6 separate regions of the Mus musculus genome follow, and regions 1, 2, 4, 5 and 6 are each linked to region 3. Evidence: chromatin loops called from intact Hi-C (ENCODE). Cell type or tissue: heart. All regions are shown on one strand.

The links. Hi-C counts contacts between places; a loop is a spot of excess contacts. Peaks named below come from ENCODE experiments on the same cell type or tissue, not always from the same donor. Only the 100,000 strongest peaks of a DNase experiment are listed, where the experiment ranks them.
Region 1: it touches region 3 in a loop (6-fold over the local background); 23 of 42 quality-filtered maps call a loop at or near these places.
Region 2: it touches region 3 in a loop (2.1-fold over the local background); 9 of 42 quality-filtered maps call a loop at or near these places.
Region 4: a loop joins it to region 3, with 6 times the contacts of the local background. A loop is called at or near these places in 20 of 42 quality-filtered maps.
Region 5: a loop joins it to region 3, with 1.9 times the contacts of the local background. A loop is called at or near these places in 8 of 42 quality-filtered maps.
Region 6: it touches region 3 in a loop (5-fold over the local background); 14 of 42 quality-filtered maps call a loop at or near these places.

The regions. Positions count from the first base shown.
Region 1 is chr8:123,040,026-123,045,025 of GRCm38, forward strand. Ankrd11 (ankyrin repeat domain 11) reads right to left here and starts at 2,259. Exons shown (of 13, transcript NM_001081379.2): 1 at 1,924-2,259. 2810013P06Rik (RIKEN cDNA 2810013P06 gene) reads left to right here and starts at 2,550. Exons shown (of 1, transcript NR_045268.1): 1 at 2,550-4,577. In heart, CTCF peaks have their summits at 1,237 and 2,420; DNase peaks (open chromatin) are centred at 1,206, 1,386 and 2,506; H3K4me3 peaks cover 3,928 bases; H3K27ac peaks cover 3,478 bases.
Region 2 is chr8:123,187,969-123,192,968 of GRCm38, forward strand. All of the region lies in intron 1 of Dpep1 (dipeptidase 1), which reads left to right. Among named protein-coding and RNA genes, the nearest start is that of Dpep1, 4.2 kb to the left of the region's middle. In heart, a CTCF peak has its summit at 2,970 (motif pointing left); a DNase peak (open chromatin) is centred at 2,903; H3K4me3 peaks cover 307 bases; H3K27ac peaks cover 273 bases; H3K27me3 peaks cover 175 bases.
Region 3 is chr8:122,904,091-122,909,090 of GRCm38, forward strand. Ankrd11 (ankyrin repeat domain 11) reads right to left here. Exons shown (of 13, transcript NM_001081379.2): 4 at 4,578-4,716. Gm39273 (a long non-coding RNA gene) reads left to right here. Exons shown (of 4, transcript XR_003947488.1): 2 at 1-1,872; 3 at 1,991-5,000. Among named protein-coding and RNA genes, the nearest start is that of Gm39272, 27 kb to the right of the region's middle. In heart, a CTCF peak has its summit at 2,709 (motif pointing right); DNase peaks (open chromatin) are centred at 1,451, 2,551 and 4,515.
Region 4 is chr8:123,063,463-123,068,462 of GRCm38, forward strand. It overlaps Spg7 (SPG7, paraplegin matrix AAA peptidase subunit), which reads left to right and starts at 2,046. Exons shown (of 17, transcript NM_153176.5): 1 at 2,046-2,247; 2 at 3,011-3,113. The coding sequence starts at 2,065. In heart, a CTCF peak has its summit at 1,888; a DNase peak (open chromatin) is centred at 1,979; H3K4me3 peaks cover 2,717 bases; H3K27ac peaks cover 2,643 bases.
Region 5 is chr8:123,210,120-123,215,119 of GRCm38, forward strand. It overlaps Chmp1a (charged multivesicular body protein 1A), which reads right to left and starts at 2,669. Exons shown (of 7, transcript NM_145606.3): 1 at 2,547-2,669; 2 at 97-116. The coding sequence starts at 2,553. It overlaps Spata33 (spermatogenesis associated 33), which reads left to right and starts at 2,739. Exons shown (of 3, transcript NM_177279.4): 1 at 2,739-2,878; 2 at 2,969-3,118. The coding sequence starts at 2,842. In heart, CTCF peaks have their summits at 2,870 (motif pointing left) and 3,075; DNase peaks (open chromatin) are centred at 2,742 and 3,482; H3K4me3 peaks cover 2,435 bases; H3K27ac peaks cover 2,216 bases.
Region 6 is chr8:123,098,467-123,103,466 of GRCm38, forward strand. It overlaps Rpl13 (ribosomal protein L13), which reads left to right and starts at 3,884. Exons shown (of 6, transcript NM_016738.5): 1 at 3,884-3,979; 2 at 4,187-4,296; 3 at 4,379-4,520; 4 at 4,717-4,890. The coding sequence starts at 4,193. It overlaps Snord68 (small nucleolar RNA, C/D box 68), which reads left to right and starts at 4,592; the gene lies at 4,592-4,639. In heart, a CTCF peak has its summit at 2,986 (motif pointing left); a DNase peak (open chromatin) is centred at 3,905; H3K4me3 peaks cover 1,862 bases; H3K27ac peaks cover 2,195 bases.

The DNA of each region.
Region 1 (5,000 bases), 140 kb after region 3:
TGTTTACCACAGGAGGACAAAGGGAAGACAAGAAAAAGAAACACTCCTAAAAGAATCAAGCTAAGGTCAAATTTAGCGGTATCTTTTGGGTTGCTTTTCAAGGAATGCACGAGGCAAGCACAAAGAAGAGAAAAATGTCATAGCAACTTGGCCTTTGTTCCCTCCCATCCCATTCCATTCAGGATGGCCAGCCTATCACGGGAGATCCTGCTCTTAAGCGTGAAACTACAGAAAGGAGAACAACAGCTGAATGGAGTGTGGGGGAGGAAACACCAGCTATATGGAGATCCAATCCAAGGGTCACAATCAAAGTTAAGCAAGGCATTTTTGTTTTAGGTATAGCTGCAAAGTGACATTGGAGTATTTGTGCAATCATTTCAAAAGACACAGACAGAACTCTAGTCTTCAGAGCAGCTAGTGCTCCAAAAAGAAATAAAGGTCTCAGGGCAACAAGTACCATTCTCCGAGACTCTACCATGGAACTACCCAAATTATACCACTGACTAGGACTGCACACAGCAAAACACAGTAACTGTTTCCATAGCTTTCTCCACAACCCATTATCACCTACAGTCTTTGCTGAGTTAAGTCTCCTTATCCCTCATAGGCAACCCAACAGCCTAAGTAAAATTTTACGTACAAATGTGCACTTCTATTCAGTAGTTGAATGGAAGAACGTGTTGAATGGAAAGTGTTCAAAGGACCACAGAAAACTCACCAAATAGGTACAAAAACCAAATTTTTCTACCGGAAAATTTGTAAAACTGCCCAGTTTTCTCAAGTGGGTGTAAAACTTCTCACGACTGCAGAAACCACTGTGAAACATGAGAACTATACACATGTAACTAGATTTCGGAGCATACAGCCTTCCTGTGAACCAGCTTAACCTTCACCAGTCTTCCAAACCCCAGACGAGCTTTCCAGAAACATAACAAAAACAGAAAAACCTACAGGAGCACCAGGTAAAGACAAGGCCTTGAGAAAAAAAATGAGACTCCACACCAAGCCACATACATAGGAACTGAACCGCACATCCGTCTGTGAAGGGGCTAGATCCATGTGGCAGGGCCAACCCTGCACACACGTACACACACACACGGGCGCGCGCGCGCACACACACACACGCACACACACACACACACACACGCACACACACTCTCGCAGCTACCGCCTTGCCAGGGGATGATGAAATGAGGAACGGAAATTAACATTTCAGGCAACGTCTCACATTGTTCCTTGAGGCCAAAGGCTGCTCCTGCAGCCGTCGCCTACACCGCTTTCCTCCCACTCTCCCCCCCGAGTCCCGCCTTCCCCTCCCCCAGACGCCCCCCGCCGCCCCGCATTCCTGCCCCCACTCGGGCCTGCGCGCCTCCGCACCCCGCAGCTCCAGGTCCCCGGCTCGCCCGCCCCCTCCGGCTCGGCTCGCAGCCCGAGGGCCGCCTGCTCCCATTTCAAAACACGATAATAATAGGGACGCTGGGAATAACAACTACCACCAGCCCGGCGACGGAGCCCCTCCCGAGGGTCAGAGGTCGGCGCCCCGCGCCACTGAGGACCCCAGGGACTCCCGGGAGCCCGCCGTCGTCCTCACAGCGTCCCGGGACCCACTAACGCACCATCGACCCTCGCTCAAGGCCCGCCCTCGGTCCTCACGGCCGCCACAGCCCACCCCGGAGCCCTTCCTTAGCCTCTCTCGGCCGCCCGACCCCCGGGACGCCCCGAGGCCGGCCTCGGAGCCCGCCCTCGGCCCCTCATGGTCGCTCGCAGGACCCCCGCGGCCCACCGACCGGCCTCTCGCGGCGCACGGCCCGCCCCGGGGCACCCGCGGCGGCGGGCAGCGGAGGAGGCCTGCAGGCCGCAAGGCCGCAGGAACGCCCGACGCCCTCCCCGACCACCACCCCCCAGGTCCCCGGCGCCTCTCACCCGGCTCCGAGGGCGACGCGGCTCCGCGGCGGAACGGCGGCGGGGCGCGGGCGCTGCCCATGCAGCCCGCGGCCGCGTTTCCCGGGCCGCGCGGCCCGGGCGGGAAGGCGGCGTCGGCGCGCGGGCTGGAGGCTGCGGCGAGTGCGGGGCCGGCGGGATGCAAGCCCGCCCTCGGCGTGCAGGAGCTCACGCGGGGCCGCGGCGCTCGCGCGGACGCTACTGCGGGGGCGTCTGGCCGCGGACTCCGCCGCGGCGCCTCCCCGGCTGGGGCCCTCGGTCCATCGCGCTCTGTCGCGGGCGGCCTCTGGCTCCAGGACCCAGCGGTGGCTGCGGCGGGCGCCGGCCGCATGAGAGCCTCCCGCCCATTGGCTCGCCGTATCCGCCACCGCCATTGGCCCGCCCCGCAGAGCGGCAGGGGCCGCTTACGTCACGTCGGAGAGGAAATGCGATGCCGGGGTGAAAGGGCTCAGACGGCCCGACGGCTTCCGTAACAGGCACGGGGCGGCGCTAGGGAGACGTCCGGGAATGATTGGCATCCGTGCGTAGGAGACCCAGGCGGAGAAAGCCGCTGGATTGGCTGACCTCCCTGCCACGGGACACGACGATTGGCCCTACTCGGTGCCGGAAGTGATGAGGCCGCGGTCTGGAAACAAGGTTGTTGTCGAAGGAGCCAGAAGGTGGGAGCCGGCTTGTACCGGCTGGCCTTGCGCTGCGGACGCGAGGTCGTGTGTCGCCTGTGAGCCTGTGTGAGCTTCGAGAATGTGTGTCTCTAGCCGGCAGGAGGCTCTTGCAGGAGCAAAGGCAGCCGGGATGATGGCCGCGAAGGAGAAAGGCGGCCTCGGCCCCCACCCGCGATCCGGCTCTTTCCTGGAGGTGTTCCTGGACTGCGCTTCGCTCCGAGTCCCGTGAGCCACGTTAGCAACCGGGATGTGGTGAGCTCCAGACTCTGCCCGGAGGTTTCCTTAGACACCGCGCGCGCTTCAGCCGCCTCCCTTCCCCGGCTCCAGAACTTCACCGCGATGGTTCATGAAACAACAACAACAACAAAAAAAAAGGTTGACGAACCTCAGAGCTAGGCAGCAAAGTCGCATCGTCATGTGCCTGATTGTTTGAATTTACAGAACGCGGAAAAAGTTTAATGATGGTTTGCGTTAGTAGTGATTTGGTTTGCAAACGAGCTAAAAATTCGAATCCCAGCGCTGTAGTGACCGAGACAGGCGTATCCGGAGCTCAGAGTACATTGTTGTGAACATTTCGAGTTCAAGATTTGAGTTCCATGAAACCTTTGTCTCAGAAAAATGCATAAAGTAATTGTGACGAGTCTGATATGTTGGTATAGGCTTTTTATCCCGGTACTTAGGCAGAGGCAGGCTGGATCTCTGAGTTCCGGGCCAGCTAGGGCTACACAGTGAAAGCCAATTTCATAATATAATAAAATATAAAATAACAAGTAACCAGGGCTGGAGAGATGGCTCGGCGGCTAAGAGCACGTGCTGCCCTTCTCGGCACCCACCTCAGACAGCTTCACAGCCACCTTCAGAGGACTTGACATCTTCTGACTTTTCAGGAACTCACACCCGAGTAGAGTACTCACACATATAGACTACATATAAATCTTTTAAAGTAAATGGGACCTGGGGAGATGACCTGTCGGTCAAAAGCACTCACTGGCTGCTCTTCCAGAGGATCTGGGTTCGATTCCCGGCATCTGTAACTCCTGTTCTAGAAGATCTAACATTGTCTAGGGGCTCCCCAAACATGCACTAGTACACATACATATACACAGAAAAAAAATACGCTTCTGCACAGAAAAAAATCTACAAAAAAAAAGTTTTAAGTAGTCAAACTTCCAGCCTTGTCCTATTTAAAGAGCATCTGTGTATTTGTGAACCAGAAAAGCTAAGTGACTAAAATCAATATTTATACTTCTTTGTTTTGTTTTGTTTTTGACTTTTGGGGTTTTGTTTGTTTGTTTGAGACAAGTTTTCTCTGTGGAGCCCTGGCCTTCCTGGAAATAGTTCTGTAGAGGGTTTGGGTGTTTTGTTTTGTTTGTCTGTATAAACAAAGTCTTTACAGAGCACAGATTATGAAATCATGGGATTGCACATCCCGGAGTGATGGGACCTTAGAGGTGACCTTTCTTCCCTATTTGAAGCAAATACAGAGTTTAGAGGACATGGTATGATAAAAACTGCCCTGCCCCTGTTCAAAATTCCAGCTTTGTGATGAGTAGCTGTCCTTGTAACCATGGACACTTCAACTTTTGGTTATTTTCCTGGGTAAACAGGAACAACAGATGGTGTCAATTTCATCAACATGGGACGAAGAGGATGTGAAACCTGTAAAATACATGAGCGCCTACATAAAGAAAAGCTGTCTGCTGGAGTGTACTGTGTGTATATTGTGTGGGAAGGCAGAGGACCTCTTTGTGGAGTTAGTTCTCTCCTTCGAACTTTAATGTTTCAAGGATCATAGACTCCAGGGCTGGAGAGATGGCTCGAGCGCTAGCTGCTCTTCCAGAAGTCCTGAGTTCAGTTCCCAGCAACCACATGGTGGCTCACAACCATCTCTGGTGAGTTCTGATGCCCTGTTCCGGTGTGTCTGAGGACAGCTACAGTGTACTCATATACATTAATAAATCTTTTTTAAAAATACTCATGTTTTACCTGCTGCTGTGCCATTGTCCCAGCCCAGAGATTTTTTTGTTTGTTTTTTTAAAAAAGTGGGCTAGAGCCGGGCATGGTGGCGCACACCTTTGCTTGGGAGGTATTGCGTCCCACTTGACCGGCAAGAAAGACGCAACAAACTGGAATCTTCCACGGCAAAAGCTTTATTGCTTACTTCTTCAGGAAGACCCCGAACCGGGAAAATGGCGCCGCTTTTATAGCCCACAGCGTGACGTTTCAGCACCTGATATGGCGTGACAGCTCCTCATTCGTTGCTCGCCCATCACCCCACTATTATGCCCCGATAATGGGAGTGACTGGGAGTGAGTTCACTCTCGCACCACCTGTGTACAAGGCTTGTTTACTAGTTAGGCACAGCGGAGGCCAGCACCATCTTATAATGGCGATTGC
Region 2 (5,000 bases), 280 kb after region 3:
TTAGCGATTTATTCCCGGGTCTTCTGTGTCAGGACTTGGTAACTGCAGGCCCATTGAGGCACCCTGCTCAATGTAGCACATTTTTTAGGGGTTTGGAATATGGTTTACTGATTGCTCCATGGCATCCTCTCTGACTCTGGTTGGAGTTGAAGAACACTGTTTAGGTAGCATGTGTTTATTTTTACTGTGTTCTTTCTGCTTTTGGCAAGTAAGCGTGTTTTTCTAGTGAGTAACACCATCCTATACATAGAATAAAGGGATGTGGTTCAAGGCCAACTGTTAGTTTGAAAGCGATACTTGAGGCCAGTGTTGGGTATGGATCTCTTGAGAAGCAATCACCAAGGCAGGCAGAAAGCAGTGTCTGAAACACACACACACACACACACACACACACACACATCAAATAAAAATGTAAAAAGAAAAGCTGGCTGGCCCAATGAAGCCAGCCACCTGGCTTCTGACCTGGGGCTGTCTATGCACCTAGGCTGTTAACTGGTCCCTCAGTGGGGCCATGCCAACATCACACGGTATCAGGTGCACTCCAAAGGGAGCCCTGTGGAGAGTGTTTGCAAAGAGTTTGTAGGGAGGCTCCCTAACCCAGCAGAGATGTCACAGACAGCTGGGGTTGGCGTTGGTTGACAGTGGGATTCTGAAATGCCCTGGATGAGATTCGAGAGAGACAGAGAGAGAGAGAGAGACAGAGGGAGTCAGAGAGAACTATACCCTAGTCAAGGCAGGAGGAAGCCACTGAGAGACACCCCACCCCACCCCGAGGCAGAAGTCTTCCAGAACCAGGATAGCTTTTCTCAACAGTGCTCCTGGTTCACTTGGAGAACCTCGATGTTGGGGCAAGCTCTTGTTGCCTGTCAGTGCAATTTCCAGTCCCACACAGCCCTGCCCCGCCCTGCCCCACCCACTCAGCTGCTGCCTCTCTACTCTTAAACATCAGGTAGAGGAGCAACGGGGATTGCTGGTCAAGGGACACTGTCAGTGCCGTGGAAAGTCCGGAAATGGGAAAACAGAGGCTGGAGTCCATTCAGCGAACCAAAGGGAACAAAAGAAAATAGTGTCGCTGCAGAGGGAAGTGGCTTTCGCAAGCAAAGCTGAGTGCCAAGGGGAGAACAAGAAGCCAGTCTTGGGAAGCTGAATATATAATTTCTGAGATACAACATGAAGACAAAGAGAGGAAGTCACCCAGGGACATAGAAAAAGAAAACACACACACAAATGCATGCATGCACACACACACATACACACACAAATGCATGCAGACACATAAACGCATGGACACACATACACACACACACACACACACACACACGAAACGCACACACACATACACGCACACCTGAAATGAGGCAGGGCATGGGGTGTGAGCCTAGGTAGGAGGATTGAAAGTTCAAGGCCAGCCTAGGCACCCCTCAAAATGAAAAGTAGGGTGTGGCGAGATAGTTCAGAGGTAAAATACTTGCCACAGAGGCATGAATTGAGTACATGAGTTTGTTCCCTGATGCTCATGTAAAAAAGCTGGGGCGGGGGGGGGCTGGTGTGATCGCTCAATGGTTAAGAGTGCTGACTGCTCTTCCTGAGTTCAAATCCCAGCAACCACATGGTGGCTCACAACCATCTGTAATGAGATCTGATGCCCTCTTCTGGAGTGTCTGAAGAGAGCTACAGTGTACTTACATATAATAAATAAATAAATCTTAAAAAAAAAAAAAAAGCTGTATGGGAGAGACAGAGACAGGCAGATCCCCGGAGCTCTTGGGCCAGCCAACCTAGCCAAATCCGTAAATCCCGGTTCCCAAAGAGAGATCCTGTCTCCCAAACCCTGTTCCCGAGAAGCACTATCAAAGGCGGTCCTCTAGCTTAGCGTGCACAAAGCCAGAGTCCAATCCCACACATTCCAAAGACAAAGTAGCCGTGTGGGCTAGCCCACTTACAAACAAGCACACTTCCACCTACACATAGACACACCCGCAAGATAAGTGAAGAGGGCGGGGACGGGCAGAGGGGGCACACGAGAACAAAGCGTCACATATGTATGTATGAAAGTGTCCATAAGACAGGGAGCTAGAGATGTACCTGAACTGGCAGAGTCTTCTCTAGCGTTCACGAGGCGCCAGGGCTCTAGTCTATCTTCCACATATAATTAGGTGTGCCCCACACCAGGCAGTAGGAGGCCAGAAGATCACAAGTTCAGGGTTACACTCAGCTAGTAAATTGGAGGATGCAGGAGACCCTGCCTTTAGAAATGGGAAAACAAACAAACAAACAAACAAAAAGCCCTCTCCAGGCAGTGGTGGCACATGCCTTTAATCCCAGCACTTAGAGGCAGAGAGGCAGGCGGATTTCTGAGTTCGAGGCCAGCTGGGCTACACAGAGAAACCCTGCCTCAAAAAAACAAAAACAAAAACAACAACAACAACAAAAAGAACTCAATGACAAACATGTAATTCACTGAGAAATCACAGAACTGATATCAGGAGGAGGCTACCACTCCCCAGAAAAGAAAAAAACATGCCGTCTGCAAAGGACTGGGGTAACAAAATATTATGATTTTATTATTATTTATATGCGGCTGACCCGACGACGACGTTCCTATCAACAGCTCAAGTGAGACAGACTTTGGAGCCTTCAAGCTCATGGGGAAATGGTTTACAACCCAGAACTGCACATCCAGCAAACCGTTGACCTGGTCTGAAAGCTGAATAGACATAATGCAGGCTTGCAAAAGCTCAGAAATGTGGTCCCTGCACACCCACTGCCAGAGGCTGTTGTGAAGACCTGTCCTAATCAAGTACGAGGCTAAGCCAAAACGGAGGAACAGTTAAAGCACAGATAATAAGTGGAAGCCGTAGGCTCCAAGCTGGCAGCTAGGGATCCTGGAGGAGGCGAAGCCAGATGAGAGCGCTTGGGAGGGAGGAGGCTGTGGTGTGAGGAGCCTGAAAGACCGGGAGAGTGTGGGAGCGCCACCCAGTGGGAGGACCTGGGCCAATCAAAAGTTCAGAACAAACGGGAAGACACTGCTTTTTTTTTTTTTGGTTTTTCGAGTCAGGGTTTCTCTGTGTAGCCCTGGCTGTCCTGGAACTCACTCTGTAGACCAAGCTGGCCTCAAACTCAGAAATCCACCTGCCTCTGTCTCCCGAGTGCTGGGATTAAAGGCGTGTGCCACCATGCCCGACTAAGACACAGCTTTTAAAGACAAAGGTTTTACTCTGCAGCCTAGGCTAGCCTCAAATGTGCCACTGTCCGACCTCAGCCTCCCAAGTGCAGGATTATAGAAGTTCTATGTATGAGCAAGTCAGTGTCTCGCCCTCTCCCAAAGGCTCAGTTCTGAGTCCTCTGACTCAGTGGTTCCCAGCATGTGGGTCAAACGACCCTTTCACGGGGGTCACGTATCAGATATCCTGCACACCAGGTATGTACAATACGATTCATCACAGCAGCAAAACTACAGTTAGGAAGTAGCAATGAAAATAGTTTTATGGTTGGGAGTCACCACACCATGAAGAACTGTATTTAAAGGGTCCCAGCATTAGGAAGGTTGGCTTTTTCTACTTAAGAAAAGAAGGCGACACAAGGACTTCTCAATTTTGAGAAATGTGAGCAGCTCATAAAATCCCAGATCGACCTACCTACAGTTGATGAAGCGGGATTCGAACCGGGAGCTCCAAGGCACACTATTCTGTTGTGTCCGGCCAGCAGACCACAACCTGGGTTCTAGCCTGGAAAGGCATTTTGGAAACCTGGAAGAGAAGAGGGGCTAGGTGGCGAGAGAAAAGAATGTAGCCAAGACAGTTACTCTGATCAAGGCTCAAATTTTATTGTTGCGACACTAGTTATGAAGGAAGGGGGAGGGGACCCGATTCCCGCCGAATAATCTCTGGTCCAGTAGAAAGGTGCACGTGTGTGGCTCCGCAGGTTCCAGCAGTGGGCGTGGCAGAACGAATGAGCAGGAAGCTCCACCCCTGAGCAAGCAGGTTTCAGGCTAGGGGAGGGGAGACTACACTATTCTGCTTTTGTGCTTTCCACATCTGAAGCAGGAGTGGAGCTCTAGCTTGATGCAGTCTAGGCAAAGGCTGCAATACTGAGCGCCAATCCCCAGCTCCTTTAGGGCTTTCCAACCAGCACAGAGATGACCGGAGACATTTGAAAAGCAGTTTTCAACAATCCGAGCTGGGCGTGGTGGTGTGCTTATACAATCCTGGTACTTGGATCGCATGAGTAAGAGTTCAAGGCCAAGCTGGGCAGTGGTGGTGCATACCTTTGATCCCAAGCACCCAGGAGGCAGAGCCCCCGAGTTCAAGGCCAGCCTGGTCCACGAAATAAAGTTCCAAGATTACACTGAGAAATCCTGTACAAAAAAAAAAAATGCAAAATTGCAAACAAGCAAAATAAATATCCCAAGAGAAATGATAAGAAGAGAGAACAGGCCGGGTGTGTGTGGTAGTGCACACCTTTAATCCCAGCACTTGGGAGGCAGAGGCAGGTGGATTTCTGAGTTTGAGGCCAGCTTGGTCTACAGAGTGAGTTCCAGGACAGCCAGGGCTACACAGAGAAACCCTGTCTCGAAAAAAAAAAGAAGAAGAAGAAGAAGAGAGAACAGATGAACCCAGCGGGTGCTGCTCCTAAGGGGATGTTGTGGAACATGATTTAGGCACTAAGGATTCTGGGAGGGAATTACATAAGGCTGCTAAACAAGGAGAGAAAGCGCTACCAAAGGAGTAACAAAGAAATAATTGTTATGTCTAATTGAAGGGGTTGAGGAAGGATACCGATTTAAAAACTGTAGTGAAAGCAGCAGGGTGGGGACTGGAGAGATGGCTCAGTGGTTAAGAGCACTGACTGCTCTTCCCAACTGTAACGAGATCTGACGCCCTCTTTTGGAGTGCCTGAAGATAGCTACAGTGTACTTACATATAATAAATAAATTAATTAAAAAAAAAAAGCAGCAGGGTGTGGCGGCCATGCCTGTAAACCCAGATCTTGGGGGGGGG
Region 3 (5,000 bases):
AATGGGTCCTAAAGACAGGCACTGTGCAGTGTCTGAGGCCTGACTCCAGGGCCTGTCACCTGACTGAGACAATGCACTTGTGTCCACGTCGCAGTGTGGGCTTATTCTTGGCTTTTAATTCTAGGTTTTTTCAACAAGACCACTTTTTACAAGTATGGGCCTTCAGAATCCAGAAGCAGGTGTGGTCTTGATTCATGGTGGTATTTTAAACAGCAGTAAATTCCTTGCAGGTGCCAGTGAAACTCTCCAGAGCAGTTTGCCATCATTCCTACCAGGAACAAGTTCAGTGAACACCGTAACAGATCCCAAAACAACCTCCCCATCAAATATCTGAGCAAGTCGTGGAATCTAGAGTAACTTAGCTACAGTATTTCTGGTCACCAAGTCCCAATCCTAACACAGCAGGTAGAGGGTTCAACAGAGTGTTCTCAGCAGCCCAACACGCAGCACAACCTCATTGAGTAACAGTGGTGACTGCAAACCGCACTCCTGACTTAGTGGTATCTTTTTGTTTCATTTTTAGGGCAGCCATAATTAAGAAAGCCTGTGCTGAGATGCGTGACCCTCTTAGCTATGCGCGGTGGCCTTCTAGACCTTGTTCCTCCTTCTGAGAAATGGACTAGTCACCTGTAGCGTGGCAGTGAGGCCAGACTCAAGAAAACAATAACTTGGCTTCTATGACCTCTGCAGGTCGTTTCCCAATTTCTAACTGAGGGGAACACTGGTTCTCACTGCACCGCATGAGTCCAGAAGAACACAAGTGATGTGAGCGTCTCGACCCAGACAACAGGCAGGCAGCACGATCTACAAGCTGCCCCTTACTATGCTAAATGCATGCTAAAGATTGAAAAATACAGAAATACAAATCCAGGCATGCACTGAGACCTGGATACCAGCAGCTGGGAGCAGAAGCCCCTCCTAATACTAAGATCCTAACAGATGAGGCAGAAGTAGCACAGGCAAGGGCTCACGGCCCTCAGTGTGGAGCTGGGAGCACACTACCTGGCTCCTATACTCACATGTCTGTCACTCCTCCTCTTGTCTTCCTTAAGGATCTCTGCTGTGCTCTAACCCCAAACACCTTTCACATTGGCTAATTTTGATGTCTCATTGCTATAAATGCTAAATAACAGTCCTGAGCCTTCGTATCAAGTAGATATATTACTTTGTTCTGGTTTGCCCACCAGACCATCTGCCTCTGAATTATGGAAAATACACAATTTGAAACTGAAATTACTTTCTTTGCTAGTCCACAGTCTTCTCTGTGAAGAAAAAAATGGAAAGGGCAAATGGCTGAGAAATATACCAGACCAACCACCAAGTCCATGAAGCATTTTATTTGGCTCTGGTTGTTCACAAGCAGTCACACTGTGGTTATTAGGGCAATCAGCAGGTTCTCCACGCCACGCCCTTTCCCTGCCAAGCCCTAGCCTGTGAGTCAGTGACCTGGCAGACAGATGCACTCTGCTTTCTCACTTGCCATGGTCTAGCATCTGCCAATATGCAGCCCAGAGTTACACCATCTAGTGAGCAAGAGGACAGAAAAGCCTCATTAGCGTGTGTGCACATGTACACACACACAGCCTCTTACACCAAGCATTCCGAGTTCCATATAGCCAATGGCAAGAGAATCCCTCAGTTTTTCCTCTCCCACAGAAGAACTGAGGGATCAAGCCCCGAGGAATGAACGCTTCAGTGGGTGTCTAAGACTCATGAGTCGACCGAACGCTGTACAGACCCGAAAAGAGGCTCAAAGGCACAGCGGTGGAAAAAGTTAATTCTCTCCCTTCTTCCAAGGAAGCACTGTACTGGGAAGCCAGTTTTGACTTCATACGCAATGGGGCAGGTGGATTCTGTGTGAGCCCTAGAAAGGTAGGTAGGGTAATTTATAGATTTTTAAATTAGTGGAAAAATTTTCAACAGAGACCAAATTTTAAGCAAATCACGTAATTCCATAACGAAGGTTTTTTTTTTTTTTTTTTTTTTAAAGTAGCCCTAGGTGGCCTGCAGGTCATAGAATCTACTTGCTTCCCATGCTCCAGGATCAAAAGGTTGTGATGTCACACCAGGCCTCGGGAACTCTACAGAGACCAGACCGAGAGTGGGAGGAAGAGCCTTTCCTCACCAGGTGATGTATGTGGTCAACACCAAAGACCTGGTCTGGAAGAGGCCCTGAGGGAGTGGAGATGGTCTTACAGTCTGAGATGAGGGTACCGGCTCAGACAACCAGGTCTGTTATGTCCCAGTCTCGCCAGTGTCACAGGGGGTCAGGACATGCTCCTGTCCACAGCTCCTGGGCATCATGATCGCAGGCATGTTCCATCTTGAGGTCTATCTGAACACCTACAGCATCTAGCTGCGGCATAAGCATCACAACACTGATAGACAGCCTTGGGAGGGCAAGCTTTTTCATCAGGCTGACTCACAACAGACAAAACTGTACTGTTCTTGGCAGGATGCCCTCAGTCCTGACTAAGCACTGGGGAAGCCGCACCTCCAGTGGGCTGGGCCATTGGCAGCAGGGTCTGGGAAACAGGAAAAGTTTGTACGGTTTGGTCATTTAAGGCCAGCCAGCTTCTTGCCACTTGAGGGCACAGTAAAGGACGCTCACTATTTGCTACTAGGAACCCTGACTGGAATGAGGGTGGGAGGGTACCCCTTGTGTTACTGGGGTAGACCGCATTTGTCATCAAGGATGAGTGCTAAACTGTACATTATCAGCAGAGGGCGCTGGAGGAACACTGGTCAGGAAAGGATAAGCTATTGGCCTAGGGCACTGCAAGCATTTGTCTGTAAAAACCTTTCAAAACTAGGAGGTGCCTTAGTATGACTGAGTCACACACCTCCAGGGAGGTCTGACAACCCTATCAAGATGACCAGAGAGATCCTATCTTGGTCACTATTTCATCGAGTTAAAAATATCAGCACTTTTCCAGCTTCCAGAACTCTGAGCCAAAATAAACCTCTTTATTACACAGGGGGAAAATATCAATCCCACAATTCTTTGCGCACCCATTCTGAGTATTCTCCATCCTGAATGAGGTGGTGGGTGCCACTGCAGAAGCCCCTGCAGACAAGATGCCATCCACTCCATCATACCCCGTTTGTAAGCCAGCACTGCATCTCTGGGTAGGAGAATAATACCCAGTACTTCCTGAGGCATCCAGCTCACCAATGTATAGAAGAGAAAGATTATAAAGTGTGTGTGTGTTTGTGTGTGCGCGAGCGCGCGCAGAACCCAATGGATGAAGACAAACCAATACTTCCAGTACTTAGGAGATGAATGCAAAAGGATCCAGAGGTGGAAACCAGCCTGAGAAAACTGACAAACCCCATCTCCAAGTATAGAGATGCCTAAGGCTGGACGTCTTAAACAACACCAACAGTAGCGAGTTTGCACATAGGCTTCGGGTTCCATTTCCAACGAAGGAAGGAGTAGGAAAGGAGTGGATCCAGTCTTCACTGGAGCTGCGAGACCCGACTCACAAACGTTATAAAGAAGTCAGCCACGGATAGGACAGTAGACACAGCGCTGGCCAGTCACCCATCTCTAGCTAGGTCTACAGTTCAGTCTTCCTGAAAACGCTACCTGCCAAAGCTGAGCCTGTGCCTGCCTCAGGTCAGGTGTGAACATGAACAGTTTGACAGCACACCAACAGCGAAGGCTGAAGGACAATCTAGAGTGCAGTGGTGCAGAGCCTCACAGAGGCCTCCACAGATGGACAGACTTCCCTCCACAACCACAACAGGAGTCAGAGCACTCTCCTGAGCAATGCAAGGACCGCCACTTGCCTTATGAATCCCTACAAACAATGTTAAAACACACGCGCGCGCACAGACACACACAGACATTCAGGTTTGATGTGGTCTTCTGGTTATGTCCTGATGAGCTCACGGGGCTGTCATCCCTCCACTCCAGCACTACGGCAGAACAGAGGTGTAGGGAAGCCTGCTATCCACATGTCTACCATAAGTACCCACATACTTCTGCTTTTCCTTACAAGTATCTGTGACAGAGGGTGCGACATCCATGCAAGCCTTTATAAACCTCCCACCCCGAGACATCAGCAGCCTCATCTCAACGTCCTCAGTGCTAGGAGATGACAGACATGAAACCCAATGCTTCACCCCAGGCTTCCTCTGCCATTTGTGTTCTACTGCCCCAGAGGCCTTAAAAAAGGGGGGAGGAGAAAAGACCAGTAGAGTGGAGTCCTGCCTGCATCATCAAATTCAGAAGGATATGCAAGCCAGTAGCAGACCCCAGGGTTCTCCTTGAGCAAGACAGAATCCGACTGGGAACGTACACAATGAAAGGTGCTAACCCCAACCCGTATATGCTCCTGTTCTGCATTCTTAGACCTATCCATTCTTAGGAAGACTACACCAGCTGCCTCGATTTCAGGTTCTCCCTGGGTTCTGCCACAAATCCATGTGCCTTGGGAGCTGTGGGGAGCCATCACCTAGAGGCCTGCTGTCTCTTGCCCTTACTGTTATTACTCTGGGCTGCACTGTACAGACTGGTGCAATAGCTATGGCAAGACTCCTCCAGGGATACAGTGTTAAACCCAGTCTGGTACCTGTGTCCGAGTCCTTCTGCTCTCCATTGGCCCCCACGGTGAAGGGCAGCTTCCGCTTGGTGGCTCGTTCTCTCACCTCCTTCCCGCCATCACTGCGGTCCAGCTTGGGAGTCTTGGTTAGAGAAACTTTATCTTTATCCTACAAGAGAGAGAGAGCAATGCTTTCAGTTATTGTTTCCGGGTTAAATCCTCAAGTCACGACTTTGGCTTCATGTGCCAAAGAAAGCAAACATTTTACTGGGGCGATCAACAGCCCCTCCTGTTCTAGGACATATATGCTTCTAGGACTAAAAGGCTTGACTGTGACTGCTCCTCCTTTAGCTAGGGTTGCTCTCTGCCTTAGCCTCCCACCACGAGGACGGCACTGTTGATGAGGAGCACTGAACTCTCCCTACAAGTCAGAATCAAACTCCACAACATAAC
Region 4 (5,000 bases), 160 kb after region 3:
TCTATTTTTTTCTAAATCTGTAAAATACACTCTTTACTTCAAATGCTAGAGACATGGCTCAGTGGTTTAGAGCACCAGCTGCTCTTCCAGAGGACTTGGGTTTAATTCCCAGCACCCACATGGCATCTCGCAACCATCTGTAACTCCAGTGCCAGGGGATCTGATGCCCTCTTCTAGCCTCCCTAAGCACCAGGCACACACTAGGTGCCTTGCATGCAGGCAAAACATCCACACGTATAGAAATGAACTAAAATATTTACGGAGCGGGAGAGATGGACGCGTGTTGCTTTTTTGGAGGACCCAGATTGATCCCCAGCACCACCCGGGGGTTCACAATCACCTAAAATTCCAGTTCCAGGGCATTCAATGTCACGTTCAGACCTCTGAGGGCACCAGGCTGGCACATATACACTTACATATAAGCAGGTAAAACACTCAGCCCATACAATTAAATGATTTAAACTTTCACTTCTGCGTGGCACGGTGTGTGCATGCCTTTGATCCAGCCCTGAGGGGGCAGGGGCAGGGAGATCTCTTGTGAGTTTGAGACTGGCTAGGACTACATAGTAAGATAATTTTTATTTATTTATTTACTTCAGAGAGTTTGCTTGACATGAAGCCAGGCACCAGTCAGCACCGAGAAGGCTTATTGTTTGAATTATTTAGTGTTAAGGGACTTGGAGAGTACAGAAAGACATGGAGTGGAAGGAAAGGCACCGAGACTGCTTTGGGGGCTTTCTGCAGTTAGACTACCAGGCACCAGCCTGGCATGGACTAGCAGGACTCAGAGCTTCAGTGGCCCTGCCCAGGCCTGGGATTGCAGCTGTCCATGGGTGGGACAGCAAGCTCTCCCTTCTGTCTCTGCACAAATGAACTGTCAAAGCCAAATGGTATGAAGCTCGGGATGACGGGTGCTCCTCAGGGGCAGTGAGTATAATTAAGGGGGCTCTTAATTTGGTCATAAACACAGTCCACAGGAACAAAGAATGCTAGTGGTTGCCTGATGCTAAGGGAGTTGGAGAAATGGGTAGTAGACCACTAATGGCTATAAGGGGGGGAGGGGTCTGGAAAGATGGCTCAGTGGTTAAGAGCACTGTCTGCTCTTCCAGAGGACACGGGTCCAATCACCACTTTAAATGTTTTATTTAATGTGCACTGGTGTTTTGCTTGCATGTATGTCTGTGGGAGGTTGTCGAATCCCCTGGAACTGGAGTTACAGATGGTCATGAGCTGCCATGTGGGTGCTGGGAATTGAACCTGGATCCTCTGGAAGAGCAGCCAGTGCTCTTAACAGCTGAGCCATCTCTCCAGCCCCTCCAGTTCCGACTTTAGGAGCCCCCCTCCCTCCCTCTCTAAGATTGAGGGCACCGTTTTCCTACTCTGTATGTAGCTGCTGCCCTGTGGTCTCACACACCACTGGCTCTAAGTTGATTCTGTAGCCAGCCAGGGGCATCCCCCGGATCTCTGATGTTCAGAAAAACTGGTTCATTCTTGTCAGGCCGGCACACAGGAGACGGAGCTTGAGTTTGAAGCCAGACTGTTGCACAGCGATACTGTATTTAAAAAAACAAATAACCAAAACCAAGAGGCAGGTGGATCTCCGAGTTCGAGGTCAGTCTGGTCTACAGCGAGAGGACAGCTAGCACCACACAGAGAAACAACAAAATAAATACGTACAGGAAGGACGGAAGTGGCCAACAGGAACCACCAAATCGCACCCCAAAGAAAGAGATAACGTGAAAAGCGAATCGTGTATCCACTTGCCAAGTACTGGAAACCGCAACTTGGACTGTTAATAAAACACAAGAGAGAAAAATACCGGGTAACCGTAGCCTGTCTCTACGTGAACCCGCAGGCTGCGGGCTGCTAGCTTTCGCGCTGCGCACCCTGCTGACTCTCGAGGTTTCGCAGCTAACCTTGCGGATACCAGACGGTTCGGACCGCGCAGGCGTCGCCAGGAGCGCGCGACCTTCAACCCCGCGCAAGCGCAAAGGGAGGCCGCCCTCAAAAACCTGACCGTTAGGGCGGCCGGAGCCGCACTGCGCAGGCGCCGCTTTCGGCACCATGGCGGCCGCCTTGCTGCTGCTTCGCGGGCTCCGCCCCGGCCCGGAGCCCCGGCCCCGACGGCTGTGGGGCCTGCTCTCAGGCAGGGGCCCAGGCCTCTCGTCCGGGGCTGGGGCCAGGCGGCCGTACGCGGCCCGCGGGACTCCGGTTGGCCCGGCTGCGGCTGGAGGCCACGCGCCTCAGGTAACCCGCTCGGAGCCCGGCGGCGGCGGGTGTGGCGGGTCGGTCCGCGCCGACCGGAAGTGCGCCTGCACCTCGCTCTTCCGCAGGAGGATGGCTGCTGTGGGCTCCCCGGGACGGGAGGCAGCATCTGCCTCGGGTGGTTCGTCTCTCCCTGGCGTGTGTGAGAGAGACGCCCTGTATCACTGTCCCTGGCGGCTTCAAACTGAGTCCTGGTCACCCGTGCCTTTCCGTCCTCTTCTTTCTGGTCTGGAGGCAGGCGTTCATGTGTACTCGGAGCAGCCCTTGGACTCCCGATCCTTTTGCCCACATAGGTGGTGCACACTTGCAATTTCAGTATTTGCTGGTAGGACGAGGCCAGGAAGATTGTGAATTGGAGACTCAAACTGGGCTGTGGGTGAAAGTTAATTGACTTTTGTTTCTTCGGTTTTTTTGTTTTGTTTTGTGGCTGAGTCCAGTGAAATTCATTGATGGAGTTGATTGACACTTTCCCTTGGCCCCTCCCCTTCTTGGGAGGCAGTTCTAGGATGGAAACCGAGGAGGGAGAGATTCTCAATACACAGTTGAAGATGACTTTGAACTTTTGATGCTCCTGCATCCCCTCCCAAGTGCTGGGATTACATGCATGCGCCACTGTACCCAGTTTTAAGGAGGTACTGGGGATCAAATCCATAGCTTTCTGCATGCTAGGCAAGGACTTTGATTAGGCCTGTGTTGTTGTGGTATATGGTCTTAGTGTTACCTCGGTCTTTTTCTCTTTTTACAGAGTTTGCTATTGCGAATACTGACCCCTAGCTTTGAAGGTATTAGCGGATTGTTACTGAAACAGCATATAGTTCCAAATGCAGTCAGACTGTGGCCGCTTTCAGGTGTGTATGCATTGCATGGTCCATTACTGAGGGACACAGGTTTTACTGTAGTCCTATAAGAGCATAGTGGAAGAGGACAAAACCAAACAAACCAGGTCTTACATGCCTGTAATCTCAGCACTAAAACAGGGGCTGCCAGTTGGAGGTCAGGCAGAACTAGCTAGTGAAACCCTGCTGGCCCCCTGCTCACCCCCACCCCCCACCCAAAAAAACAAAAGGTTTTATGTTGTCTGAGAGCACAGCACTTGCTGCAGTGAGCAGGGCTCGCTGTGATGTTCAGTAGAGTAGCCTAGGAGCAGAAGGCCATGCTGTGTGTGCAGCAGCATCCACCATCTCAGGCTGTGTGCATGCACTCTAGTCTAAGAGTGGAGGCTCCTTGGCAGGTGACAAGTGACATAGGAGAACGTCACTAGTTAGACACTGACCAGAAGACTAGGAACACCCAGCCACTAAGAGTACCTTTGATTCTTTTAAAAAACAAAACACCTGAACTTGTGACCCTCTTCAGTCCTGAGGTTACAGGTATGTACCACTCTGTCCAGTGTTATGTGAAGCTAGGGATTGAACTCAGGACTTTGGGCATGGTAAGCAAGTACTCTAACAACTAAGCTATATTTTCATTGTAACCTTTGGTTCTTTGTGCTGTGAGCTATGTTAGCCCTGTTATGGATAATCTGAAGTGAAATGTATAGCTAGGGGCTGTGAGCACTCCTTGATCATCCTGCCTGTCCCTTCCCAATGGGAGCACGTGAGACCCCACTCCTCACCTGGGGGTTGCAGACTGGTTTGTTTGGTTTTGTTTTCTTGAAACAAGGCATTAATTTGCAGTCCAGCCTGGCCTTGAACTTAGAATCCTCCTGTTCTCACCCTCCAGGTGCTGGGATTACAGGTATGTGCTACCAGGCCTAGACTTCTCTTTGCTCACTTTAAGTGTTTTATTTTGTTTCCCCGCCCCCCACCCCGTGTGTGTGTGTGTGTGTGTGTGTGTGTGTGTGTGTGTGTCAGAGAGAGACACAGAGACAGAGACAGACAGAGACACAGAGAGAGAGACAGAGAGAGAGAGAGACAGACAGACAGAAAGAGAGAGAGAGCGTGAGCACACAGAGTGCAGGGATACTCCCTGTGGGTTCTAGGAATTAAATTGAGGTCATGAAGCTTGGCAGAAAGTCCCTCTGCATCTTGAACCATGTTATTAGCCCTCATTTACAAAATCTAAGTGGTGTGGCCTAGTGAGATGGCTCAGCAGTTAAGAGCTACTTTTCCAGAGGAACCAGGTTTGGTTCCCAGAACCCATATGGCAGCTCACAACCATCTGTAATGCCTACTCCAGAGGATCCAACCCCTTTTTCTGGCCTTCACGAGTGCTGCACACACAGTATACAGCCGTACGTGCAAAACACCCACATATGAAAATCACTTTATCTTAAAAAATAAATAAAACATTAAGTTCCATTGTTGTTGCTGTTGTTCTTTCTGGATTGCTTTTTAAAACAAACAAGTTATTTAATTATTAGGAGACAGGGTTTCTCTGTGTAGCCCTGGCTGTTCTGGAACTCTGTAGACCAGGCTGTCCTCAAACTCAGGTCTTGCCTCTGCCCCCCAATGCTGGGATTAAAATTCTACAGACCCTCTGCTTTAGCTCAAAGGACATTCGGGTTTGTTGCCCAGTTGGAATGAGGAACAGTGGAATGCCTCGACCCTAACTTGAAGGGAACAGCCTGTGTTGGCAGTGGGCTCACCTGCTGAGTTTCATTTGAATTTCTTCCCCTGCTCTGTGACTGATGTAAATCGGACACATAATACACCTCTCCTGCCAGAACTTCAGTGTTGACTTCTAGCGGGAGGAAGGCAGTTTTGCTTCTGATTGTTTGTTTTTGAGTCAGGGTT
Region 5 (5,000 bases), 310 kb after region 3:
GGTCTGAGTTCCAAGCATCACTGGTTGCCGCTGTGACTCTCATCGTCATTTGCTGGGTCCCAGGACAGGACTGGGGAAGGGTGATTTTGTACAAACCTTCAACTGGAACAGGGTATCTGCAAAGACAGAGGACACAGTTTAGAGAACTTAAAGAGACGTAACAAGCAACGCATCTGACAAGGTAGCGGACTCAGTGGGATCCTTGCAGATGCCAGGGGCTGGCTCACACCAGACTGGAAGTCTGTCTGTCCTACAGTGCAGTCGGAAGATAGAGCCATGTTAGACACAGGCCTCCAAACCAACAGGGATCCTCACTAACTTTGTCAGGAACATAGGACAATCTCAAAGGGCTACTTTAAGGACAGACAGTGTGACGTATGCAGCTTTTGGCCATGGTCAGAGTGGAGATGGTGGCTTACAATTTATTCAACTTTACAAAACACGTGGCGTTCTTTATCTTCAGTACCAAACTTAACCCTTAATACTTCATGGTTGGTTTTGCATAGCCTTTCCTTTATCTTCCCAAAGGCAAATAGATGGAATTAGTGTGGGGGTAAGCCTGAGGTCACCGAAGAGGCTACTCCATGACAGCTGGCATTTCTAAGCCACAGCACCAGGCTCCAGCACACACTATTCCCACCTGTACTAAGCCAAAATAGGAACAACCAAACTAGCTACTCATTCAAAAACTTGGAACGGGACAGGCGGTGATGGCACACGCCTTAAATCCCAGCACTAGGGAGGCAGAGGCAGGCAGATTTCTGCGTTTCAGGCCAGCCTGGTCTACAGAGTGAGTTCCAGGACAGCCAGGGCTACACAGAGAAACCCTGTCTTGAAAAACAAAAACAAAAACAAAAAAGAAACAAAAACTTGGGACAGGCAAATTCAATTTCTTATGTTTGCTGTTTTGAGACAGGATTCCCACTCAGACTCACTAAGTAGCCGAGGCTGGGGACACTTTGACCTCTTGACCCTTCTGCCTACCTCCTGAGGGCTGGCATTACAGTTGGAACCACCGCACACCGCATCGGTAACTGGCTCCGTTCCTGAATCTGCAGAGTGCTGTCATACTTAATTTCTAAAGCCTTACCCTAGCAGTCCAGACTCAGGGCACTGAGGGTCTGTGGATGCAGACAGGGCCTGGCAGAGACCTGCCGGGCTGCAATCACCTCTGTGCATCTCTCACCACTCAGGGTAGGCTGACCATGACACAGTGACTGGAGGAACAGTGTCACCTAGGTATGGTCCAGCCATTTCACTAGTTTTAGGACACTGGCCAAATCGCCCCCATTTTAGCCCGTACTTTCATGTAGACTCTAGAGGGACTGGACTCTGAAAATCGGGAGAACCCTGTTGTGAGCTGCAGAGTGAACTGTAATGTCAGACAAGGGTCCATCTTCTTCCCAAGGGACAGTCTAGGATTCTTTTTTGCTTGTTTGTTTTTGTTTTGTTTTTCGAGACAGGGTTTCTCTGTATAGCCCTGGCTATCCTGGAACTCACTTTGTAGACCAGGCTGGATTAAAGGCGTACGCTACCACGCCTGGCTCAGTCTAGGATTCTTACGTCTTCTACAACAATGACACAGTACTTTAGCTTTCTACATTTCAGAAAGCAGTTTAAAAACAAAACAAAACCTCCATTACAGCCCTAGGCGGTGGCACAGACCTTTAATCCCAGCAGTGGGGAGGCAGAAGTAGGCAGATCTCTGAGTTCAAGGGCAGCTTGGTGTATACAGTAAGTTCTAGGCCAGCCAAGGCTACATAGAGAAGCAGTCTCATACAAACAAAAACTCTATGATACTAGCCCATAAAACCTATTATGAGTTCCTTGGGAGTCTAGAGGTTGGAGCCACGGCAGGTCGAAGTGACTCGTGACTCATACTGCTACGGGTGGTTCCCTTCCAACCTGTTAACCTAAGGTTAACCGGGCCCTCCTACTAGGAGGGAACCCAAAATCCTACTGTTTGGCACTTGAACTCCTTTGTATCTTAATTACTATTTCTCTGGGTACTTTTCTGGTGCCTTCTGACCACACTCCGTTGTCCCCAAACAGAAACAAAACAAACAGGGAGAGTGGCTAGTGGAAGTGGCCTGGATCGGGGGTCGGGTGTAGGATCATTTGGACAAGATTCAGGGTTTGGATCCCGGGCGTGGGGTGCAGGCCTGGGGAGATCTGGTAAAGAAACAAGACCCAGGGGTAAGAGCTGGCTGGGGGTCTGGAATCAAGAATCGGGAGCTGGCTTCTGCTGGGTTGTGCGATCGAGGCCCAGGAGAGGGTTTCAGCTAGGATGTCAGGGTTCAGGCACCGGGTCGGGTCCTGGTGGCTACACGGGCTGCAGGCCCCAGGGCAGGTCCTAGTCGGAGGTCTCGAGCCCAGTGAGCTGGGGGCGGGTCCCGGTCCGAATACAGGGTATAGACTATGGGTCCCAGGCCCGGGGGGATAGAGTCTGGGGCTGAAGCCCGGGGCGGGTCCGGCTGGGTTATGGGGCTGAGGCGAGACGTCCGCAGACTCCCGCTCCGACCCCGAAGTGGATGACAGCCCCTTACCGTCCATGGCCGGTCGGGCTAGCACAGCCCTCGGGGCGGCGCAGGGGACGCGATGTTACGGACCCGCTGTCTCCGCGAGGGCTTCCGGGGTCGCCACCGCTTCCGGTCGCGCGGCCGGCTGTCGCGAGAAGATAGCTCCGGGGCGGGGCTTGGGCGGGGCCTGGGCGGGGCTCAGGCACGGCTCGCGCGGCACGCGGTTGCCATGGTAATGAGCTCCCGGAGCCTAGTGTGGGTTTTGTGAGTCGGTCGGGTTAACCGGCCCCGAGGCCGCCCGGCTGGAGCGGCGGGGTCACCTATGGGCCAGTCGAAAAGCAAACCCAGAGAGAAGAAAGGTAAAGGGCGCCGCCTGGCGGCGAGGCCCGCCCTCCGTGCGGGCGTCCGCGGGCTGTAGGTCTAACGGCTTGTCCGTCCGTGTGTTTCAGAGGAGGAGAAGAGCACTACCACTTTAGTTACAAAGTCTAAGGAGAAAGTAATGGAGAAGGAGGCCAAGCAGTCTGACAAGGAGTCGCAGCCTGCCGAAAGCCTGTTGTTCGCGACATCCAAGCACTCAAGGCCGTCGTCTTCGTCTGAAGGTAGGGAGATCCAGAGGAGACCGGCCGCGGCAAGGCAGCAGGGATGGGACCTCTTTCTAAGGATGATGACCCGGGAGGTAAATATTACAGGGTTCTCGGTGCAGGGAAGGTGAGCGAGAGCACTGCCCTTGGCTCTAGGCTAGGCTATAACAGGGATTTCAAGGGCATCTTGTATATCTGGAGACCCTGTTTCAGAAGGAAAAAAGAAATTGAGACGAAACTTGAGCGATCCATAAAGTGTTCCCCAAAGAGGGTTAGTAGGGTGCTCTCTGGTCCCACAGTGATCCCTTCAACATGTTACAGCTTGGAGCAGAATTCTCCTCGGGTGATTGGCCAGGCTGCTGTGTGACTGACTCCTGAGCGGAGAGGGCTTGGTGTCCCTCAGCCTGGCCACAAAGATGGGAGGGCGTCTCAAGGTAGAAAGGACCGTGAGTGGGACAAAAGTGTTTCTTTTCACACCCAGCATTTGGCAGACACCAGAAACTGCTGCGAATTCCACTTTTCCCCGAGGCAGACGTTTGGCCTGTTTCTACCTTTTATAGTAGCTTGGTATGGCCACACAGAAGGAAACGTACAGAGCCTTCCGACACTGTGACACCCCCCCCCCCCCCATTGTCAGAAATAGAACTGTTGCAGGTTTAAAACAAGGAAGGCATTAGGAATTGGATGCTTTGTCTTTCTGGTTCCAGAATGGAGGCCTGTATGAAAAACAGAGCCCTAGGAGGACCTACCCCAGGCTCACTGCCGGAATCTGGTGGAAGCCAGAGGCGCAGTAGCCGAGGACAGTTGAGAAGGATTGGAGGTAGAAAGCACAGACCCTCCTCTCATTTGAGAAAGAGGTTGAGGCACCCATGGGTCTTGGGGAGGCAGTTTGAAATCCAGGTGCTGGGACTGGATTTCTGAGGTCTGACCTTGAAGCTTAGGGGCCCCTCATCTGAGGCTAGAAGGCTACACAGAGGCTGCAGACCTAGGGAGGCTTGTGATGTGATATCTGTCGATCAGGGCGCTTTTAGCTGATGACAGAAAAGCCAACTAAACAAGATTTTGTCACCCTGTGGTTTGATGTCTCACCAAAGATGGGTCAGAGATGGCGACCACCACCACCATGCCTGGCATCGGCATCGAGGACTCTGTGCTCCATTGTGTCGCTTTCAACCTCAGGAATGTCTTCCTTCACAGTGCCAAGGGATCTGGAAGGCTGCAGCCTCACAGGCACACAGACCATGCTGACCCTTAAGAGATGTGGGGCCTTGCTTGCTATTGGCAAGGAAGCCTTTCTGAGATAGGCTTCATCTGCCCAGCCTCTCTAAGATGGCTCCAGCTCTACAAGTTTGTAAGGCATCAGGGTAGACAAGGCCTTTGCCAGCGAGGAACTCCCCATTTGAAGGCCACCGGTGACACCTGTCATACAGCGTCAACATCTGGAGGAAATGCAGGTGGACATGAAGAGAAAACCAAGTGAGTCTGGTGTCAAGAAAAGATGATGGAGCAGGCTCAGCAGTCACAGGAACAAAGCCACTGACACATGCGACCCTGGAGGGAGCCTCAGAGCATGAGGTCTGAGGAAGCCAGGTGTAAATGTCCGTGTATGTTATGACCTCCTTTCTAGGAAGGCCTTGAACTCACAGTCCCTTTACTGCAACTCCCCAGGTGCTGGGCCCACGTTCATTTGGAAAGGATTCTAAAACCGCACAGGCTAGGCATGGAGTTATAGTGCCAGCTACTCAGGAGACTGAGGCAGGAGGATCATGTGAGCCCAACTTGGGCAACATTGTGAGACCCTGTGTTTTCAAAGCCCTAGGGAGAGTGTCTACCATACAAGAAGCACAAAGGTGTGGGTTCCTTCACCAGCGCCCCATAAAGCAGACATGGTAGCACATGC
Region 6 (5,000 bases), 190 kb after region 3:
GCGGGGGGCGGGGTGTGTGTGTGTGTGTGTGTGTGTGTGTGTGTGTGTGTGTGTGTGAAGGGGTTTGTAAGAACATTCTGAGTTTGAGTTCTAGTTTTTAACCAAAGATTAGCATGTAATTAGGTTTTAATTTCTCTAAAGCAGGGTCTTGAGCAGGCAAGATAATGCTGCAGACCAAGTAACCTGAGTTCAGTCACTGGGCTGCTATAGTTGTCCTCTGACCAGACCATGCCGAGACACACACATGCCCAGATCCACACACACAAGATAAGCAGGCCAGGCTGGTGGCACAAGCCTTTAAGCCCAGCACTTGGGAGGCAGAAGCAGGCAGATCTTGATGAGTTTTGCGCCCTACTTAGTTGACCTACAGAGTTCCACACCAATCAGAACTATATAATGAGATGCTATTTCTAAGATAAATAAAAGACTAATAATAAATAAATGTAAAAACTGTTCACCATTGAAACAGTCCAATCTGCCTACCTTTTGTATGCATATAATTTTTCTTTTTATAGATTTTTATTTTAAAAACTTTAATTTCAAAGCCTTAGTAAACAAAAGATGTCAAGCAGCAGTATTAGGTTTAATTTTAATGTTTGTGAGCACTATTTAATGTTTCAAGAACTCTTTTTTTTTTTTTTTTTTTTTGGTTTTTCAAGACAGGGTTTCTCTGTATAGCCCTGGCTGTCCTGGAACTCACTTTGTAGACCAGGCTGGCCTCAACTCAAAAATCTGCCTGCCTCTGCCTCCCAAGTGCTGGGATTAAAGGTGTGCGCCACCACCGCTTGACAGATTTTTTTTTTTTAGTATTGTGTATAAATGTTTGGCCTTCATGCGTGTATATATATATACCACACGTATATGCTTGGTATGTATATATATCACATGTATATGCTTGGTAGACTATGCAAATGCTTAGAGGTCAGACGAGAACACTGGATCCCCTAGAACTTCAGCTATGGCTGTGACCACCTTGTTGGTGTTGGTCATCAAACGCAGGCCCTTTGCAAGAACAAGTAAATGCTCTTAAACACTGAACTGTCTTCTTAGCCCTACTTTTTGTTTTTGTTTTGTTTTTTTTTGATGGTCAGGTCCTGGTTATGGAGCTCTGGCTGTCATGAAGCTTGCAGTGATCCTCTTCTTTCTCTCTTCTGGGTGCTGGGCTGTGTGTACCACCAAATCCAGAAACACTGTGCCACTTGATAAAAGGTGTGGCTTAGTGGTGAAGAGCCAGGCAGTGGTGGCACACACCTTTAATCCCAGCACTCTGGAGGCAGAGGCAGGCAGATTTCTGAGTTCAAAGCCAGCCTGGTCTACAGAGTGGGTTCCAGGACAGCCAGGGCTACACAGAGAAACCCTGTCTCGAAAAAACAAAAAAGAAAAAAAAAAAGGAGCACTTAGTGAGGGATCCAGTGCTCTTCTGGCCTCTGAGCTCGGCACACACAACTCCTGCAGGCTCACACACATAAATAGTAAGTTAGTAATCCTTTTTTAAAAAACAAAAAAGATTTCTTTAATGTGTGTGCATACACTGTCGCTGTCTTCAGACACACCAGAAAAAGGCATCAGATCCCATTACAAATGGTTGTGAGCCACCATGTGGTTGCTGGGAATTGAACCCGAGACCTCTGGAAGAGCAGTCAGTGCTTTTAACCACTGAGCCATTTCTCCAGCCCTAAGTTAATAATCTTTAAAAATCAAAAAATCAAGGTTATGTGACTAAAAGAGTTCCAGATTATGAATGGAAGAAAGTTTATTACTGGCAGAGGCAGGTGGATCTCTGAGTTCCAGGCCAGTCTGGTCTACAGAGTGAGCCAGGACCGCCAGGGCTACACAGAGAAACCTTGTCTCGAAAAACCAAAAAAAAAAAAAAAAAAAAAAGAAAAGATGTGGTGAGGGATTAGGCAAGAGTTTTCTGACACTCCCAAACACCCAGAATTCAGTAAGTACCCACAGGGAAGGGAGGGGTTCCTGGAGCAGCTTGCCGGAAAATGAAGAGCAGGCCACAGCCATAAGCTGCTAAGTCTAGTCATGCAAAGGAATGCAAGCCCGTGCACAGCACGGCCTCAGGCACCAGGAAGCTTTCCGGTGGAATGGTGTTTGCAGAGTTCTCTGCCCAGGAGACCAGGAACTGGCGCTCAAGCTAGAGCAGGAACAACCGCCTTAGCCTCATCTTTGCATAACTGTTCCCTTCTGTGTCCACCCTGTGCAACAGAGAACAATTCAGATCACAACCTCCCTTCCCTCCCCTAATTTGATTCTAAGCAGTGTTGCAGTTTCAGAGCTCTAACGCCCACCAATGTCACGCAGCACTGCAGCTTGAGCTGGAACTCAGGTGCCGGTGCAGCGTGTCCATCCTGAACGAAAAGCTGGTGGTGGACATGGATGTCATCTTTGAGAGTAGAAAGAGACAGATACTTGGGAATGTCAAAAGAGGTCTGAGAAAACACTGTTTCAAAGAAGTGCACCTTGAATCTGGGCATTCCTTCCACAGACATTTTCTCTGGGCTGGGAAGATGGTTCAACATCAATTTCTGGCCTTTTCACCCACACTCAAAAAAAATGGCTCCCCCCTACTGAGGATTGAATTTAGCCTCTCATCCAATAGGCAAGAATTACATCCTCAGCCTGCTTCATTATGACATTATTTTCGCGCGCGCACGCGTGTGTGGTATGTGTGTGTGTGTGTTTGTGTGTGTGTGTGTGAGAGAGAGACAGAGAAAATATATATATATCATGGATGAGCTCAGCATGTAGAGCTTGGTTCTCTTCTACCATGTGGGTCCCAGGAATAAAATGGCAGCAAGTACCTTCAACCCTCTAAGCTGTCTTGCCAGCCCTTCCTTTTTAATTTTGAAAAGAGGGTTGGGCTGGAGAGATGGTTCAGCGGTTAAGAGCACGGACTGCTCTTCCAAAGGTCCTGAGTTCAACTCCCAGCAACTACATGGTGGCTCACAACCATCGGTAATGGAGTCTGATGCCCTCTTCTGGTGTGTCTGAAGACAGCTACAGTGTACTTACATAAATAAAATAAATCTTAAAAAAAAAGGAGAAGAAAAAAAAGAAAAGAGGGTTTAAGTTGCTCAAAAAGCATTGAAATTGCTATTGTCCTGTCTCATTTTCTAGATGAATTATGATTATGGTCCTGTGATATCTGGCCCGGGTATAATGTGGATTTTTAAATTTATAGCCCTCTTAATTACTGAGCCATTTCTACAGCTTCTGTAGTGGAATTTTGATCAGGAAGAAACCTGGTAATTGGGAATGAGGAGTGAAAAAAGGTTATAGGCATACAGGTGTAGGACCAGTGTATGCCTTGGCTGTTTTGTTGTCGCTGCTACTGTGGGTAGGAATTCAGTATTGTATTTCGTCACACCTGATTTCCCCCCGAGGAGTTAAGTCAGGGCTAAAGGAGTTATCTAAGTAAATGGGGGAGTTTGGGGCTGGAGAAATGACTCAGTAGTTACGATCACTGGCTGCTTGCTGTTTCAGAAGTTCAATTCTCAGCACCCAGGAACTCCGGTAGTAGGGGATCCGACGCACAGCCATGAAACCAGGGAGACACTCATACAAATAAAGTAAAAATAAATAAAAATCTTAAAGTGGGGGGGGAAGTCTGGAATGGGGGTGCGTGCTTCAGTTCTGGGGAAACATAAATTCCAGGCAAATCTATAATAAATTTTCCTGGGTGGACGGGGAAAAAACACTGGATCTAGGAGGGAGAAAGAGTTTTAGGGGTTTAATTCATAGGTGCGCCCCTGAGCACGCCGGAGATACCCACACTGCGAAGTTAGGAACCAGCGAGAATAACCAACCCGACGGCTAGAAAGGCGATGGTCCGCCGGCGGGCGGGTTCGCGTGACGTCACTTCCCTTTCGCCTGATTTTGATTGGCGTTTGAGATTGGCCGGACTCCCTACAAGCCCAGGGTGCTTTGCGGTGCCCGGTCCTTTCCGCTCGGCCGTTCTCCTGTATAGGAGGTGAGTCTCTGCCGCCGCCGGTCCCATCGTGGTCCATCGGGCTCCATCGCCCTCCATCCGCTGTCATCGGCGAAGAGAGGCCGCACGGACAGCCATGGAGGAGCCCGGGCGCCGACAGCACGGAGCCAGGGCAGGGGCGGGAGGACCCGGGACGGGGTTGGGGACCCTGGCCTTGACTCGCCGCCCTCCTCTCCCTCGCGGCCTTAGGCAGCCATGGCGCCCAGCCGGAATGGCATGATACTGAAGCCCCACTTCCACAAGGATTGGCAGCAGCGAGTGGACACTTGGTTCAACCAGCCGGCGCGCAAGATCCGCAGGTATAGATCGCGCGTGGCTCGCGTGGGCTCCAGGGCGGGGACGCGCGTGGGGCAGGAGGTGACGGCTGTGCTTTTCCTGCAGGCGCAAGGCCCGGCAGGCGAAAGCGCGTCGCATCGCCCCTCGCCCCGCGTCCGGCCCCATCAGGCCCATCGTGAGGTGCCCTACAGTGAGATACCACACCAAGGTCCGGGCTGGCAGGGGCTTCAGCCTGGAGGAGCTCAGGGTGAGTGCGGCAGGGCGAGGTCCCTTGGCAGGTCCCTCGGGCTCGGTGGAATGATGACATTCTCCGGAATCGCTGTACTGACTTGATGAAAGTACTTTTGAACCCTTTTCCATCTGATGACACCGAGTTTTCTCGGCAGGGCCGGCTTGGGGTGGGGTGACTGCGAGGTGGGTGACCAGTTTCTGTTTCTGAACAGGTGGCTGGCATCCACAAGAAAGTGGCTCGCACCATCGGCATCTCTGTGGACCCGAGGAGGCGAAACAAGTCCACGGAGTCACTGCAGGCCAACGTGCAGCGCCTGAAGGAGTACCGCTCCAAGCTCATCCTGTTCCCCAGGAAGCCTTCTGCTCCGAAGAAGGGAGACAGTTCTGTAAGTCCTGCGGGGCGGCAGAGGTCCGGCTCAGTGTAGATAGAGTCTGTGTTCTTGGATCCAGCTCTGCAGAGTTGACATGAGTGCAGCAGTGGGAGGTTAGAGCGTAC